Regions from separate parts of the Homo sapiens genome. Here region 1 is linked to region 2. Evidence: read pairs that join two places in POLR2A ChIA-PET (ENCODE). Cell type or tissue: PC-9. All regions are shown on one strand. Region 1 holds the start of GAL3ST2 (galactose-3-O-sulfotransferase 2). Region 2 holds the start of LOC124905350 (a long non-coding RNA gene).

Region 1 (8,000 bases), 65 kb after region 2:
CATAGGGGTTGCAAAACTATAAAGGCAGCCCAAAACAGAATGGTCTTTATTTGTGTAATCTTTAATAAAGAAGACTTTAGGCCGGGCATGGTGGCTCACGCCTGTAATCCCAGCACTTTGGGAGGCCGAGGCAGGTGGATCACGAGGTTAGGAGATCGAGACCATCCTGGCTAACACGGTGAAATGCCGTTTCTAATAAAAATACAAAAAATTAACCGGGCGTGGTGGTGAGCACCTGTAGTCCCAGCTACTCGGGAGGCTGAGGCTGGAGAATGGCATGAACCCGGGAGACGGAGGTTGCAGTGAGCTGCGATTGCACCACTGCACTCCAGCCTGGGCAAGAGAGCAAGACTCCATCTCAAAAAAAAAAAAAAAAGAAGACATTAATATTTGTTTAATGATCCATAGCTACAGCTTGAATTTAGTAAGATTACCATAAATTCTAATCCTGTGGCTTTAGACAGTCTAGTCCACAGGCAGTAAGGAGGTTTGTTTTGGGAAAGGGCTCTTATCATTTTTGTTTCAAAACTAAACTATAAACTAAGTTCGTTCCTCCCAAAGTTAGTTCAGCCTCCAACCAGGAATGAACAAGGATGGCCTGGAGGTTAGAAGCAACAAGGAGTCAGTTAGGGCAGATGTTTTTTACTGTCTCAGTTATAATTTTGCAAGAGCAGTTTCATAACGTTAAATGATGAATATCACAGTTTTCATAAATAAGTAAATGATTAAAATAAAATAATTAGGTAAATGTATTAGAATAAATACTTGCAGACAAACGTCATAATTTAGAATCTAAAGTTATATTAAATTAGATAATAGATATTTCATATTTGGATATTTTCCAATAAAAATATATTGAAGGAAAACATTCTTGCTAAAAAAAATGGTATCCTTTTAAAAAGGTGAATAATTTTTGTCTAATTCAAAGCTTAAAGTTTATGTACGAAACAAGATAGAAAGTTATAACAATACAGAGGATTTTTTGGTAAGAAAGCTTAAAGGGAAATAATTTCATATTAGAAAGAATCTTGTATGGTAAATTTAGTCCTAGAGTAAAATGACTGGTTGTTTAAGATGCAGGGAAGTTCAGGACAAACGAGAAAATCCAAACATGTAATGAATGGTTTATGTAAGTCACAATAAGAGGAATTATATTTAAAAAAACAAACACAAAAACTTTTATATGATCAAGTTGTCATATTATTATTAAGTTTTGGTTTCCTTAGGAAAAAAAATTGAGATTAAACTTTTTTTGTGTGGGTTTTTTTTTTTGGAGATGGAGTTTCACTTTTGTTGCCCAGGCTGGAGTGCAGTGGCACAATCTCGGCTCACTGCAACCTCTGCCTCCCGGGTTCAAGCGATTCTTCTGCCTCAGCCTCGAAGTAGCTAGGATTACAGGCACCCACCACCATACGAAGCTAATTTGTTACATTTTTAGTAGAGACAGGGTTTCACCATGTTGACCAAGCTGGCCTTGAACTCCTGAACTCAGGTGATCCACCCACCTCAGCCTCCCAAAATGCTGGGATTACAGGTGTGAGCCACCATACCCAGCCTTAAACATTTTTAAATTAAGGTTATTCCATCCACGTATCTCTCTGTATGCACTTTTAAAGTACTTGTGACACTGAATTACAGGACATTGACTCCTGGGTGTAAAAAGGACACCAAGTCCTGCTATATTTTAAACACTGACAGCAATTAAAGCCCCAGTAGAAGATGCCAATCAAAATAAACTGCATTATTGAAACACAGAGTCAGAAATTAAAGCTATTCAACCCCTCGGGGACAGGCATGGTGGTACACACCTGTAATCCCAGCACTTTGGGAGGCCAAGACACATGGATCACCTGAGGTCAGAAGTTCAAGACCAGCCTGGCCAACATGGTGAAACTCCATCTCTACTAAAAATACAAAAATTAGCCAGGCATGGTGGTGAGTGCCTGTAATCCCAGCTACTCCGGAGGCTGATGCAGGAGAATAGCTTGAACCCAGGAGGTGGAGGTTGCAGTGAGCTGAAATTGCACCACTGCACTCCAGACTGGGCAACAGAGCGAGACTCCATCTCAAAAATAAATAAATAAAAATAAAATAAAATAAAATAAATAAAGCTATCTAACTCCACAAGGCCCAGGGACAATCACAGAAGAGGTAGGCTTGTGAGATTATAAGGGCTGATTTTGAGAGATAAAATAAGTTGTTTCTCTATAAATTAATCATTAACGTCAAAGACACACTGATGCAAGACCAGCATATGGGCCTGTGCCAGATTAACAAGGTTTTCTTGAAGCATCAACCAACTCCTAAATAAAAGTTACAAAGGCTTATGGAAGTTGTATCTTATGATCAAGATTAAAATGTTATAGATCATTTATAAAATTTTGAAAAGCAAATTAAATTGGCTTCATGCTGTTTTTATTAGGGCTTATTGTTTGGAACACTAAGTCACCTCTCTCAAAGAATGAAGGCTTTTGCCTTTTTTGAAATCCTTGAGTTACCACCTTGGTTAAATGAATGATCCTGTTTTGTGATATAAAGTGTTTTAAACCTTTGATACTTGACAAACTTTCCAAAATCAAATTATAAATTACGTCTTTTTCTGACCTAATTAATCCTTTAAGACATTAGGTTTGCTAAAGTCCAAAAACGACATAGTTTGGCTTATTTGGTATAAAAGTTATACAGGAAGCATTGTCAAGTATGAAATGGTATTTGGTTTTCTTTAGGCTGTATTTGTATAAATATGTTATTGGTATGTGTACCAAAATTATGGGAAACTCCTATAATTCTGATATAATTTAATGTATGTTATCAATAATATTTATAATTCTTATGTTAAATTATACTGTGCCACAAAGGTAACAAATTTCCTTGTCAATTGTGTCTTTGACTATGGCTGTCCTAAAACTTTTTATCATCCACAGGCAATTGTTGTCTTGTTTTGGTCCTCTTTACGGTGGTTTTATAATCAGCTATAGAACTCTAACAGGTGTTCTTAAATACAGGGTTCTGATAACGTTGGAGACTGTGTCATCAGAATAGAGGAAAAAATTTTCAGGACTCTCATGGAGAGCTGAAATGTTCATGAATATCAAGCAGAACAGGAGTTAACTGTGTAAACTGAACTGACAGAAGACTAAAGTAATCTTTTTAACGTTTTTCGTAAAACATTGCTGATCCTTTGTTTTGTTTTTTAGAGTTAAGAAAACTTTTAAGTTATTACAGCTTTTAAGAATTGAGTAAAGTATACTCCTGTGAACAAAATTTCAAGCATATTTGTTTCTCTCTACCTGATTTATCCAGAATTTGGAAACTATCTGTGAGCATTCTTAATTTATGACAATACAGTTATTTGCATAAGTGCAATAAGAATCTGTTTTCATTTGTAACATGACACAATTGGAGAAACTGGTTATTTTACCAAGACTGACTGGAACGGTGAGCTTTCCTTTAAGGAATCAAACTTGACTTACGGACCCAATAAATGCCCCTTGGAAAAACTGGCCTCATACTTTTGTCTACAGAGTCCCCGAACAGGGTTCCTGACCTGTGGCAAGTAAAGAATATCACTTTCTGACATGTCCAGGAGCCCCAAGTTTATCTTGGATCCTCAAGAGGAGAGGATCACCCAACTCACAGATATTTAATGGCACAAATTCGTGGCTGGGCTCAGCTTTAAAAAAGTCTTATCTGAGATTCCTCCTATGGATCAATGTTCCATCAAAGCCAATTTAAAAGCCTATGTAAAAAGTAATTATTCTTGCTGCACTGTATACAAATAATTAGGCCAAGCATAATAAAGCAAACCAGTCCTACCATGACTTGTCTTTAGTAAAAATGGGAAACTGGAGAGAGAAAAGATTATGTTTCTTTTTTGTTGTCATTTTGTTTTTTTGAGACAGTCTCGCTCTGTCACCCAGGCTGGAGTCCAGTGGTGCAATCTCAGCTCACTGCATCCTCCACCTCCCAGGTTCAAGCAGTTCTCCTGCCTCAGCCTTCTGAGTAGCTGGAATTACAAGCGTCCACCATCATGCCCAGCTAATTTTTGTATTTTTAGTAGAGATGGGGTTTCACCATGTTGGCCAGGCTGGTCTCAAACTCCTGACCTCATGATCCATCCACCTCGGCCTCCCAAAGTGCTGGGATTACAGATGTGAGCCACCACACCCAACCAAAAAATTATCTTTCAAAAACTATAGTACACCTGTTGTTAGATTCTAGTCTTGCCTAATGTTTTTCAATTTTTACTATTTTCTGCAGTTTGGACTGAATTCTAATTTTTCTTGGCTACAAGTCTTCAAAATAATGTTTGCATTTTTTTCTTTTTTTCCCATTTTTCCTAATTTGGAATAAGCTAGACAACTTAAACTTCAGAAGAAAATAACAGCAATCTATTTACATACATAAGCCACTTTTTTTTTTTTTGAGACGGGATTGTGCTCTTGTTGCCCAGGCTGGAGTGCAATGGCACGATCTCGGCTCACCGCAACCTCCGCTTCCCAGGTTCAAGCAATTCTCCTGCCTCAGCCTCCTGAGTAACTGGGATTACAGGCATGCACCACCATGCCCGGCTAATTTTGTATTTTTTAGTAGAGACGGGGTTTCTCCATGTTGGTCAGGCTGTTCTCAAACTCCTGATCTCAGGTGATCCGCCCGCCTCGGCCTCCCAAAGTGCTGGGATTACAGGTGTGAGCCACCGCGCCCGGCCACATAAGCCACTTTCATGTTTGCCTACTGATGTTTGGACTTCAGAGTAGTGTGGCCTGTATCGATTTTCCAGGATTGCTCTTTTCTTTGTTGTTGTTTTTCTCCTTCCTTCTCCTATTTTGTCTTCCTAGGACTTGACACTTCACAACCTGCTAAAAAATGAACTTCCCAGGGCCGGGCACGGTGGCTCACGCCTGTAATCCCAGCACTTTGGGAGGCCAAGGCCGGCGGATCACGAGGTCAGGAGATGGAGACCATCCTGGCTAACACGGTGAAACCCCATCTCTACTAAAAATACAAAAAATTAGCTGGGCGAGGTGGCGGGCGCCTGTAGTCCCAGCTACTCGGGAGGCTGAGGCGGGAGAATGGCGTGAACCCGGGAGGCGGAGCTTGCAGTGAGCCGAGATCGCTCCACTGCACTCCAGACTGGGAGAGAGAGCGAGACTCCGTCTCAAAAAAAAAAAAAAAAAAAAAAAAAAAAAAAAAAAAATGAGCTTTCCTAGTAACTCAGGACCTGCCCGTCTAGAAATAAACTATCCTAGCCATGAGAGATAAGACAAAACCTGGGACCAGAGACTCATTTTCTTCTAAAATCTTGGAGAGCTTTCTCCAAGATTTTAAAGAGAAAATGGGGGGAAATGTGAAAGGAAAAGATCTTGAGCCCCCAGATCACTACAAGCTAAAGGGAGGAGTCTAGCTGGGAACTGCTCAGGGCAAACCTGCCCCCCATTGTATTCAAAGTCTCCCCTCTGCTCACTGAGATAAATGCGTATCTGACTGCCTCCTTTGGAGAGGCTCATCAGAAACTCAAAAGAATGCAACCATTTGTCTCTTACCTGCCTGTGACCTGGAAGTCCCCTCCCCACTTGGAGTCTTCCTGCCTTTGCTTCGAGCCGTCCTGCCTCTCCAGACCGAACCAATGTTCGTCCTGCATATGCGGACTGATGTCTCATGTCTCCCTACAATGTATAAAGCCAGACTGTGCCCTGACCACCTTGGGCACACGTCATCAGGACCTCCTGAGGCTGGGTCATGGGTGCACGTCCTCACCCTTGGCAAAGTAAGCTTTCTAAATTAACCGAGACCTGTCTCAGATTTTGGGGGTTCACACCGGCATGGTGACCCCCATGGGCTCTGTACCACATCTTCTCTGATCATGAGTCCCCTCCTCCCCAAAGATACCTGGCCACACCCCAGGGAGGCAACACCCCCAAGTGCCATAGCTCAGAGTTTTGTGCCTGAATCATCACCAGCAAAACAAAAGATCAGCAAGCATCCAAGTGAGCACTTTGCCCGGCGGCCTGGATTTCCCGTGGCCGGTGGTCAAGACTAGGCCTCACTAGCGCAGGCAAAGTCTCTCCTCTGTTCTGGGCAGCTCCTTGAATCACCCAGGTGGGTGCCAGTGGCACCACACACTACCGTCCCCTTTGTCCCCAGGGCTGTTGATTTGTTCCACCCACAGGCCAAGCAAGCTGACACAAGCGAGGTGAGCCTCCCACACTTGCCCAACCCCAGGAAAATAAATGCGAGGCTCAGGAAGGCTGCTGTCCAGGGCTGTGGGGAAGTGACTCGGGGCTTCCCTCCTGCAGGCCGTGCTCAATGAAGCCTGGGACACCCGGAGCCAAAGCTCCCTGGCCTTAGTGTGGGACGTGCAGCCTGCATGGGCTGCTGCAGTGAGCCCATCCTGCCAGGCAGTGAGACCAGCAGCTGAGGAGCCTGTGCCCTGGGCTCCCCGAGGGCCTTCGGCTGCAATGCCTCCCATGTCTCACCCACAGAGTCTCAGCTGGGGTCAGGCACACCCGCCCTGGCCGACCTCGGGGGGCCCCAGGGCAGCCAGGGGGGCCCTAGCTTGGCCACCAGCTAATCAAGTGAGCCTGATTCCCCAGCCCCTGGGCCTCTTCTTCACAATATGGTCACAATGTCCACAGGAGGGGGCATCTAGGATGGTCCAGGCCAGGCAGCCGGCCCCACACCTCTCAGCCCTGTGACGGGGTGTCCTCAGCCAGTGTCCTGGCAGCTGGTCTTAAGTCACCCCTTAAAGGAAGGTAACTGAATTCATGGCGGCACACGCCCCGGGGAGGCAGGGACCTGCCAGCGCAGGGACGGCTTCAAACTGCCCTGGAATCACCCCAAACAGGATGGCGAGCAGGAGAAGGAAAACGCAAGGCATCCTTAGCCACACCCACCACCCCTCCAAACCTAACTGGGAAGAAATCCACCTCCCCTCTGTTTACAGAAGGGAGACAGCACAGCAGAGCCCAGCCTCCCCGTCACCACCCAGAGCCCCGGGAGCATCCTGAAGCGCACGCATGACCAACGCTCCAGCAAGCGCCTGGCACTCCCACCAACACGGCCCAGCCATGGGCCTGAGCCGCAGACCGAGGCTGGGAGGTCCCAAGCCCAGCAGGTCTCACCCTCCCCAGCCGTCACGCGGACACTCGAGCGTCTCCACGCCACAGTGTTGGGGGGCAGCTTTCTCACTGGGCCCCACATCCCAGAACCCCCAAACACCCAGAAGCAGCACCAGGCCTGGGCAGGAGGGGCCCCCTACTTCCGAAACGAAGCCAAGACAGGTGAATTCAGGGAAGCCTGAGTAGGAACAGCCTCCAAATCCAAGTCACTTCCTTCGAAAGACAAACAAAACCCACTCCTGTCCGTCTCTCAGAATAGCCACAGATGAAGCGCTTTGTCCACCTGGGGGGTCCAACTGCCCCCCTTACCTCTGCAAGCCGCCCAGCATGGACATCATCTTGGCCTCTGGCCTCCAGCGAGGGGACAGTCGAGGCTTGAGCTCCCCCGAGGTCCCACCGCCTCGGCCCCTGCCGGCTCTGGGCTCCCCAGGGTGCAGGCACAGGCAGGGTGCGGCTGTGGGGCAGGTGAACTGGAATCCCCAGAAGCTCACCTGCCTCCTGGGACGGGAGCCACGCCCTCTCCCCGCACCTCCATCGGAGGGCTTGGTTTTAACTGTTCTGTTCTCGGGAAGAACTGGCTGAGGGAGTCTGGGGAGCCCTCGATGGGCCCCTGTGTTCCCCAGGCCCTGGGAGGACCTGCCTGGGGCCTACCCCTGCTCCCCTGCCCCACCCTCAGTGTCCATCCCCCCGGGGGGCTTGGAGGGAGCTGTCCCCACAAGGGACGGGCTTGGTGGGCTCCAACAGCACAGCGACGGCTTCTGGACTCAGAACTCAGGACCTGACGCAGACGAGAGGGCAGAGGGCCCTGTGGCCACTGCAAGGATGAGCGAGGAAAGCTCAGCCCAATTCCCAGCTTCCTCCCCCTCCTCGTCCTCCTCTTCT
Region 2 (8,000 bases):
CCACTGACACCCCGGGGCTCATTCTCTGCTTGCCATCCTGGAGCCCAGTCCTGGACCCCATGCCTGTGTCAGGGACAGGCACAGAGACCTCGCAGCTCTGGGAACTCCCGGTGAGATCCGGCAGATCAGGCCTGGCAGGGAACGCTGCCCGGGGGCTCTGCACATGATGTGGGTTTCCATCCGCAAAACCCGATAGGTCCCATGGAAAATGACCACAGGCAATGAGAAAGCCATAGAGTGCTGCCTGTGAGATCAGCGTCCAGAACTCACAGCTCTCAAACACCCACTCACAGCGCAGCGCGCCAGCGTCCAGAATTCACGGCTCTCATTCATCCATTGACAGCGCAGCGCGCCAGCATCCAGAACTCAAGGCTCTCAAACACCCATTCACAGCGCAGCGCGCCAGCATCCAGAACTCACGGCTCTCATTCATCCACTGACAGCGCAGCGCGCCAGCATCCAGAACTCAAGGCTCTCAAACACCCATTCACAGCACAGCGCGCCAGCATCCAGAACTCACGGCTCTCATTCATCCATTGACAGCGCAGCGCACCAGCATCCAGAACTCAAGGCTCTCATACACCCATTCACAGCGCAGCGCGCCAGCATCCAGAACTCAAGGCTTTCATTCATCCATTGACAGCGCAGCGCGCCAGCATCCAGAACTCACGTCTCTCATTCATCCACTGACAGCGCAGCGCGCCAGCATCCAGAACTCAAGGCTCTCAAACACCCATTCACAGCGCAGCGCGCCAGCATCCAGAACTCAAGGCTCTCATTCATCCATTGACAGCGCAGCGCGCCAGCGTCCAGAACTCACGTCTCTCATTCATCCACTGACAGCGCGGCGCGCCAGCATCCAGAACTCAAGGCTCTCAAACACCCATTCACAGCGCAGCGCGCCAGCATCCAGAACTCAAGGCTTTCATTCATCCATTGACAGCGCAGCGCGCCAGCATCCAGAACTCAAGGCTCTCAAACACCCATTCACAGCGCAGCGCGCCAGCATCCAGAACTCAAGGCTCTCAAACACCCATTCACAGCGCAGCGCGCCAGCATCCAGAACTCAAGGCTCTCATTCATCCATTGTCAGCGCAGCGCGCCAGCATCCAGAACTCAAGGCTCTCAAACACCCATTCACAGCGCAGCGCGCCAGCATCCAGAACTCAAGGCTCTCATACACCCATTCACAGCGCAGCGCGCCAGCATCCAGAACTCACGTCTCTCATTCATCCACTGACAGCGCAGCGCGCCAGCATCCAGAACTCAAGGCTCTCATTCATCCATTGACAGCGCAGCGCGCCAGCATCCAGAACTCAAGGCTCTCAAACACCCATTCACAGCGCAGCGCGCCAGCATCCAGAACTCACGGCTCTCATTCATCCATTGACAGCGCAGCGCGCTAGCATCCAGAACTCACGTCTCTCATTCATCCACTGACAGCGCAGCGCGCCAGCATCCAGAACTCAAGGCTCTCAAACACCCATTCACAGCGCAGCGCGCCAGCATCCAGAACTCACGGCTCTCATTCATCCATTGACAGCGCAGCGCACCAGCATCCAGAACTCAAGGCTCTCATACACCCATTCACAGCGCAGCGCGCCAGCATCCAGAACTCAAGGCTTTCATTCATCCATTGACAGCGCAGCGCGCCAGCGTCCAGAACTCACGTCTCTCATTCATCCACTGACAGCGCAGCACGCCAGCATCCAGAACTCAAGGCTCTCAAACACCCATTCACAGCGCAGCGCGCCAGCATCCAGAACTCAAGGCTCTCATTCATCCATTGACAGCGCAGCGCGCCAGCGTCCAGAACTCACGTCTCTCATTCATCCACTGACAGCGCAGCACGCCAGCATCCAGAACTCAAGGCTCTCAAACACCCATTCACAGCGCAGCGCGCCAGCATCCAGAACTCAAGGCTTTCATTCATCCATTGACAGCGCTGCGCACCAGCGTCCAGAACTCACGTCTCTCATTCATCCACTGACAGCGCGGCGCGCCAGCATCCAGAACTCAAGGCTCTCATTCATCCATTGTCAGCGCAGCGCGCCAGCATCCAGAACTCAAGGCTCTCAAACACCCATTCACAGCGCAGCGCGCCAGCATCCAGAACTCAAGGCTCTCATACACCCATTCACAGCGCAGCGCGCCAGCATCCAGAACTCACGTCTCTCATTCATCCACTGACAGCGCAGCGCGCCAGCATCCAGAACTCAAGGCTCTCATTCATCCATTGACAGCGCAGCGCGCCAGCATCCAGAACTCAAGGCTCTCAAACACCCATTCACAGCGCAGCGCGCCAGCATCCAGAACTCACGGCTCTCATTCATCCATTGACAGCGCAGGGCGCTAGCATCCAGAACTCACGTCTCTCATTCATCCACTGACAGCGCAGCGCGCCAGCATCCAGAACTCAAGGCTCTCAAACACCCATTCACAGCGCAGCGCGCCAGCATCCAGAACTCACGGCTCTCATTCATCCATTGACAGCGCAGCGCGCTAGCATCCAGAACTCAAGGCTCTCAAACACCCATTCACAGCGCAGCGCGCCAGCGTCCAAAATTCACGGCTCTCATACACCCATTCACCCCATTCACAGCACAGTGCGCTAGGAGACGGAGTGGCGGGCGATGTTTCATCTAGGACAGCAAGAGAGAAGATGCTCCCGGCATAAACCTAGCCAGAAACGTGGGAAAGCTGCCGCAGAGGCTGAACTCAATCAAAGGCACCCTGACCCCCGGGCCCCGAAGAGGCGCCACAGCTGCAAACATGCACGTTCTTCCGATACAATTTGTAAATTTAATACGATCCCAGTAAAAACCACAGTTCTGGAACTACCATGCTCATATGGAAAAATTAACAAGCAAGTAACAGCCAAAAAAACCATGAAAAGAAAGTGAAAGAGGACCAGCTTTATGAGCTCAGGGGAAACTTACTGTAATGAAAACAGGGTGGGATAAGCACCAGAAGACACAGGAACAGGCCCAGTCCCTGCGACCCAAATCAGTGAGGGGAAAAACGACTTTTTAACCAACTGCCCAGGGATAGGGATAGCCATCTGGAAAAGTATTAAGTTAGACTCATATGCACAAAATCCCAAATGCAGCAGAGAGAAAAGCATACAAAAAGAACCCTGGCCGCGCGTGGTGGCTCACGCCTGTGATCCCAGCACTTTGGGAGGTCGAGGCGGGTGGATCACAAGGTCAGGAGATTGAGACCATCCTGGCTAACACGGTGAAACCCTGTCTCTACTAAAAACACAAAAAATTAGCCGGGCATGGTGGCGGGCACCTGTGGTCCCAGCTACTCGGGAGGCTGAGGCAGGAGAATGGCGTGAACCCGGGAGGCGGAGCTTGCAGTGAGCCGAGATCATGCCACTGCACTCCAGCCTGGGCGACACAGCAAGACTCCGTCTCAAAAAAGAAAAAAAAAGGAACCCTACAAGAAACAAGAAACCGTGGGTGCATTCTTGCAGTGTGGGAGGGGAAGGCATTCCCAATGAATAAAGGACATCAGGCAACAATTAAAGAGAAGACTGATACACTGAACTCCATATATTGGAAAACAAAAAACTTTAGCTTGGCAAAAAAAATCATAAACAAACTGAGGGAAAATGTTTGCACCACCACAAAAGAGCGAATATGCCAGTCGTAGGAAGATCTAAGAGTCTGGAAAAAGCAAGGTCAAAAATACACGAGAAAGTGCAGGAGACATAACCCAACAGCTCAGAGAAAATGTGTGTGCGTGAGCCTGTGTGTGCACGTGTCTACACGTGTGTAGACATATGTGTGCATACAAATGTGTGTATGTACATACACAGGGGTATGTGTGTGGGTGTGTGTGTACAGGTGTGCGGACGTGTGTATCTACAATATATGTATATACGGCAGTGCCTGCGTGCATACCCATATCCCTTAAACAATGAAAGGTTGTTCAGGTTCTCTCAACAAAAATACAAGTTGAAACTACATCCACCAGGCTGACAGAGCTCTGACAACGGTGCGGCTGTTGGCGAGGCAGCAGGGAGCAGGCCTGAGGGGCTGGCGGGGAAGCCGAGCTGGAGACGCACCGGTGCTGTCTGGTAGGCGGTGGGCACTTGCCCTTTGCCCCCTCAACCCCCATCCTCGTCGAAACACTTCCCAGAGGTCACCGGCAAACATGTGCAGACGCAGAGCCCACGAGCTCACGGCGCTGGCTCGGCAACGGCAAAGCCGTCCAAAGCCGGCCGGGGGCTTGAGCCCGCCCCGGAGCCTCCATCAGCTGAGAGCTGGGGCCGCGGGAGCAGGGAGGAGGCTCAGGGCTCCCCACAGAGGGTCAGGTCACTCAAGACCATGAGGGGACACACGCGCAGGACAGAACAACTCGCTGTCCCCAACTTGCTGTCGTGTGAAAATGACACGGCAGCAGTCTGAGCATCAAACAATGCCAAATTAAAATTAAAAACCTAACTGAGGCTTGGCACGGTGGCACTTTGGGAGGCCGAGGCGGGAGGGTCGCTTGAGCCCAGGAGTTTGAGACCAGCCTGGGCAGCAAAGTGAGATCCTGTCTCTAAGGAAAAATTTTAAAATTAGCCAGGTGCGGTGGTCCCAGCTCCTCGGGAGGCTGAGGCGGGAGGATCCCTGGAGTCCCGGAGGTGGAGGCCGCAGTGAGCCACGATGGTGCCACTGACTCCAGCCTGGGCGACAGAGCAAGACCCTGTCAAAAAAAAAAAAAAAAAAAGCCTAATTGATTGACACACTTTGAGTACGTTAAAAAGAACATGAGCTCAGATCGATACTCACAAAAAGAGACAAGGCGGGCGGGGAGGGAGGAAGCGGTCGCTGTCCCCGGGCGTCCGCGGTGTGTTGGCGGCTGAGAGACCGCGGCGCAGTCAGCACTTCGCCTCCCGCCTTCCCGTCAGGCCGCCCCGCGCCGCCGCGCACTCACTTTTTCCGTCCCCGGCTGGCCCCGGGCCTGTGTCGCCGCCGGGCTGCGGCTGCGCTCCCGCCCCACCCACGCGCCCCAGGCGGGTCGGCCCGGCCTCGCACAGCAGCTGCGGCGGCTTCAGGAGCGCCCTGGGTGTGGCCGGGCCTCGGGGCTCCCCGGGGGACAGTGCCGGGAGGAGGCCGGGGCGCGTGGGACCCGGAGCGAGAGAGGCGCGGCCCCGCCCCGTGTCCCAGGCCCCTGAGCCCGGCCAGCTCCACCCACGCCCGCGCCCCCGCGCCCCCGCGCCCCCGCGCCCCCGACCCTGCAGCGCCGCCCCCACCCCTGCGCCCCACCCCAGCCCCGCCCACACCCACCGGCCGGGTCTGCGGAGTGCGTGGGCGTTGGACGCCTTACTCTGCACGGGGGACCGCGGGTCCTGTGGGCCTCGTGGATGGAGCCCGGGGTCCTTGGAATTGGGCGGGGTGGGGGGGAGTCCGCCCAGGGCTCCCAGCAGGAGCGAAGGTGAGCGGGGGGCCTCTGAAAGGGAACCCACCCTCGGGCTACAGGAGACCGGGCTGGCGATCTGGGTGCAGCGCCAAGGCCCTGGGGGCTGGTGGGGCCGCATGGGGGGCTGCGGTGTGAGTCCTGGTGGTCTCTACCCTCGTGCGTCAGGGCTCCAGTGTGGACAAACCTCGCTCTGAGTCTGGGTGAGGCTCCTGAGATTCTGGAGAGTTCAGGATGTGGAGGGTCCTCTGGAGGGTGACCGAGGCCGTGTGACCACACCATCGCCGTGGCCCCCTCGACTGTGGCACAATCGCTCCCCTTCTTGGGTGGATCTCCGCGTGTTCTCCCCATACCTCTGACCCCAGTCAGTCTGCCGCACCCACCAGTGGGGGCCCCTGTGTTTGTCCAGCCTTAGAAAACCTGGCCGGGGTGTGGCCGGAGGGGCACTGCCGGTGCCACTGGCCAGGGCTGTGAGAGCGCAGGATGCCTGCCCCGGGCACGGGGGCACCGTCGTCCCCAACTGCTTAGCCACAGAATCCAAGATTGGTTTGGGGTCTTCAGTTTTTATCTCAATTCAACCTGCAAAACCAAGTTATTACATACATGGAGGAGTATTCAGCCTTAAAAAGATGGAAGTCAGTGCACCCCATTCCCAGCAGCGCAATTCACAATCAGCGGCCATGTGGAAGCAGCAGCTCCGTGTCCACCGCCGGAGGAAGGAACGGACAGCACGGTGATTCCGCACAGAGGGAGTCACCTCAGGAAGGAAGGGCTCCCACACCCGCCGCAGCGTGGAGGAACCTCGAGGACGTCACACCGAGGGGCACAAGCCACAAAAGGACAAACACTGTGTGACTCCCCACACACGAGGTCCCCAGAGTGGGCCGGTTCATAGGCAGAAAAAGCAGACGGTGGGGCCCGGGGTCGGGGGAGCCAGCGGGAAGTGAGTGTTTAATGGGGACACTTTCTGTTTTGCAAGAGAAAAAGAGTTTCTGTTTCTGGGCTGGGAGGTCAGCCGCTGAACCGCTGAACCACAGTTGCTGGGCGGGGAAAGTGGGCCTCGACCACTGCCTGGCCTATGCAGGCTGCCCCGGAATCAGGGGCAGGGGCAGGAGCGCCGGGTGTGAGACCTCAGCCCATGGCAGCCTTCGGCCTCGCTGATGGACAGAAGGGGAAACTGAGGCCCAGGGAGGTGTAGCTGTAGTAGTGAGAGTTCTCTAGAGAAATAGAACCAATAGGCCGGGAGTGGTGGCTCATGCCTGTAATCCCAGCACTTTGGGAGGTCAGGACAAGCAGATCACTTGAGGTCAGGAGTTCGAGACCAGCCTGACCAACATGGAGAAACCCCATCTATACTAAAAATACAAAATTAGCCGTGGGTGGTGGCGCATGCCTGTAATCTCAGGTACTTGGGAGGTTGAGGCAGGAGAATTGCTTGAACCCAGGAGATGGAAGTTGCAGTGAGCCGAGATCGCGCCATTGCACTCCAGCCTAAACAACAAGAACAAAACTCCGTCTCAAAAAAAGAAAAAAAAAAAAAGAACCAATAGAATGTGGAGACAGAGAGAGAGAAACTTACTTGGAGAAATTGGCTCACATGACTACGGCAGGCAGGCAGGCTGGGGACGCAGGAGGAGCCGAAGTAGCCACTCAAATCCAAAGATGCCTGCAGGCAGGATTCCATCCTCCTTTCTCTCCTTTCTCTCCGGCCTTCATAGACTGGATGAGACTCCTGTGTCGCGGAGGCTGACCTGCTGATTCAAAGTCTACTGATCTCAGCGGTAATTTTATCTTCGAAAAATACCTTCACTGAAACTTCTGGACTGCTGTTTGACCAACATCAGAGTCCTGCGGCCTGGCCAAGCTGACACAGAATGAACCATTGCAGGCCGAAGGAGGCGGAGCAGGTGGCACGCAGGACCCCAGCTCTTCCAGGAAGTCTGGGCTTGTGGGGGGAATGGCCGGTGCGGCAGGGGGTCCCTCAGCCAAGGCGGGCCTGCAGCCGATCACGTTTTCACAAGTCCATTGGCCACGTGGATGCCCTCAAGATTATACTGATTGTCATCCACTTTCTTCCTTCTCTTTTCTTGGAATTTTTATAGCTACACTTTTTTAAAAATTAATAGGCTCTACTATCTAAAGCAGTTTGGGGTTTATGGAAAAGCTGAGTGGAAAGTAGACGGAGCCCCCATGTGCCCCTCGCCTCGCCCCTCACACACACTCTGCACCCCTATTGTTAGCGCCTTTGCCTTGGTGCTGGGTCCTTGCTGTGCGACGAATCTGCACTGACCTGGCCCCATCACGCAGGGTCCACAGCTCGAATTGGGGGCCAGTCTTGGCGTCTTGCGTTCCGGGAGTCCTGGCAAGTGCATGAGGTCAGGTATCCACCATGATGGTGTCAGGAGAGGCTTCCCTGCCCCGAAATTCCCCCGAGCTCCACTATTCACCCCTCCCTTCCCTGGCAACCACTGAGGATTCTTACTGTCTGGGTAGATTGCCTCTCCCGGAATGTTGTATAGTTGGAATCATACAGCATGCGGCCTTTTCAGATTAGCTTTGAGAACTAAAAATAAAATTCTAAGCTCCCA

Evidence for each region. Peaks named below come from ENCODE experiments on the same cell type or tissue, not always from the same donor. Only the 100,000 strongest peaks of a DNase experiment are listed, where the experiment ranks them.
Region 1: POLR2A ChIA-PET joins it to region 2 with 11 read pairs; 6 of 35 experiments call an interaction of 5 or more read pairs at or near these places.

Annotation. Positions count from the first base shown.
Region 1 is chr2:241,776,412-241,784,411 of GRCh38, reverse strand. GAL3ST2 (galactose-3-O-sulfotransferase 2) reads right to left here and starts at 7,590. Exons shown (of 4, transcript NM_022134.3): 1 at 7,428-7,590. The coding sequence starts at 7,456. RefSeq lists enhancers at 5,675-6,294, 6,295-6,915, 6,916-7,536. In PC-9, no CTCF peak of the experiment used is centred here; no DNase peak of the experiment used is centred here.
Region 2 is chr2:241,841,263-241,849,262 of GRCh38, reverse strand. LOC124905350 (a long non-coding RNA gene) reads right to left here and starts at 5,096. Exons shown (of 2, transcript XR_007088410.1): 1 at 4,785-5,096; 2 at 2,783-4,698. RefSeq lists silencers at 5,952-6,246, 7,178-7,337 and an enhancer at 5,877-6,574. In PC-9, no CTCF peak of the experiment used is centred here; no DNase peak of the experiment used is centred here; H3K27me3 peaks cover 3,560 bases.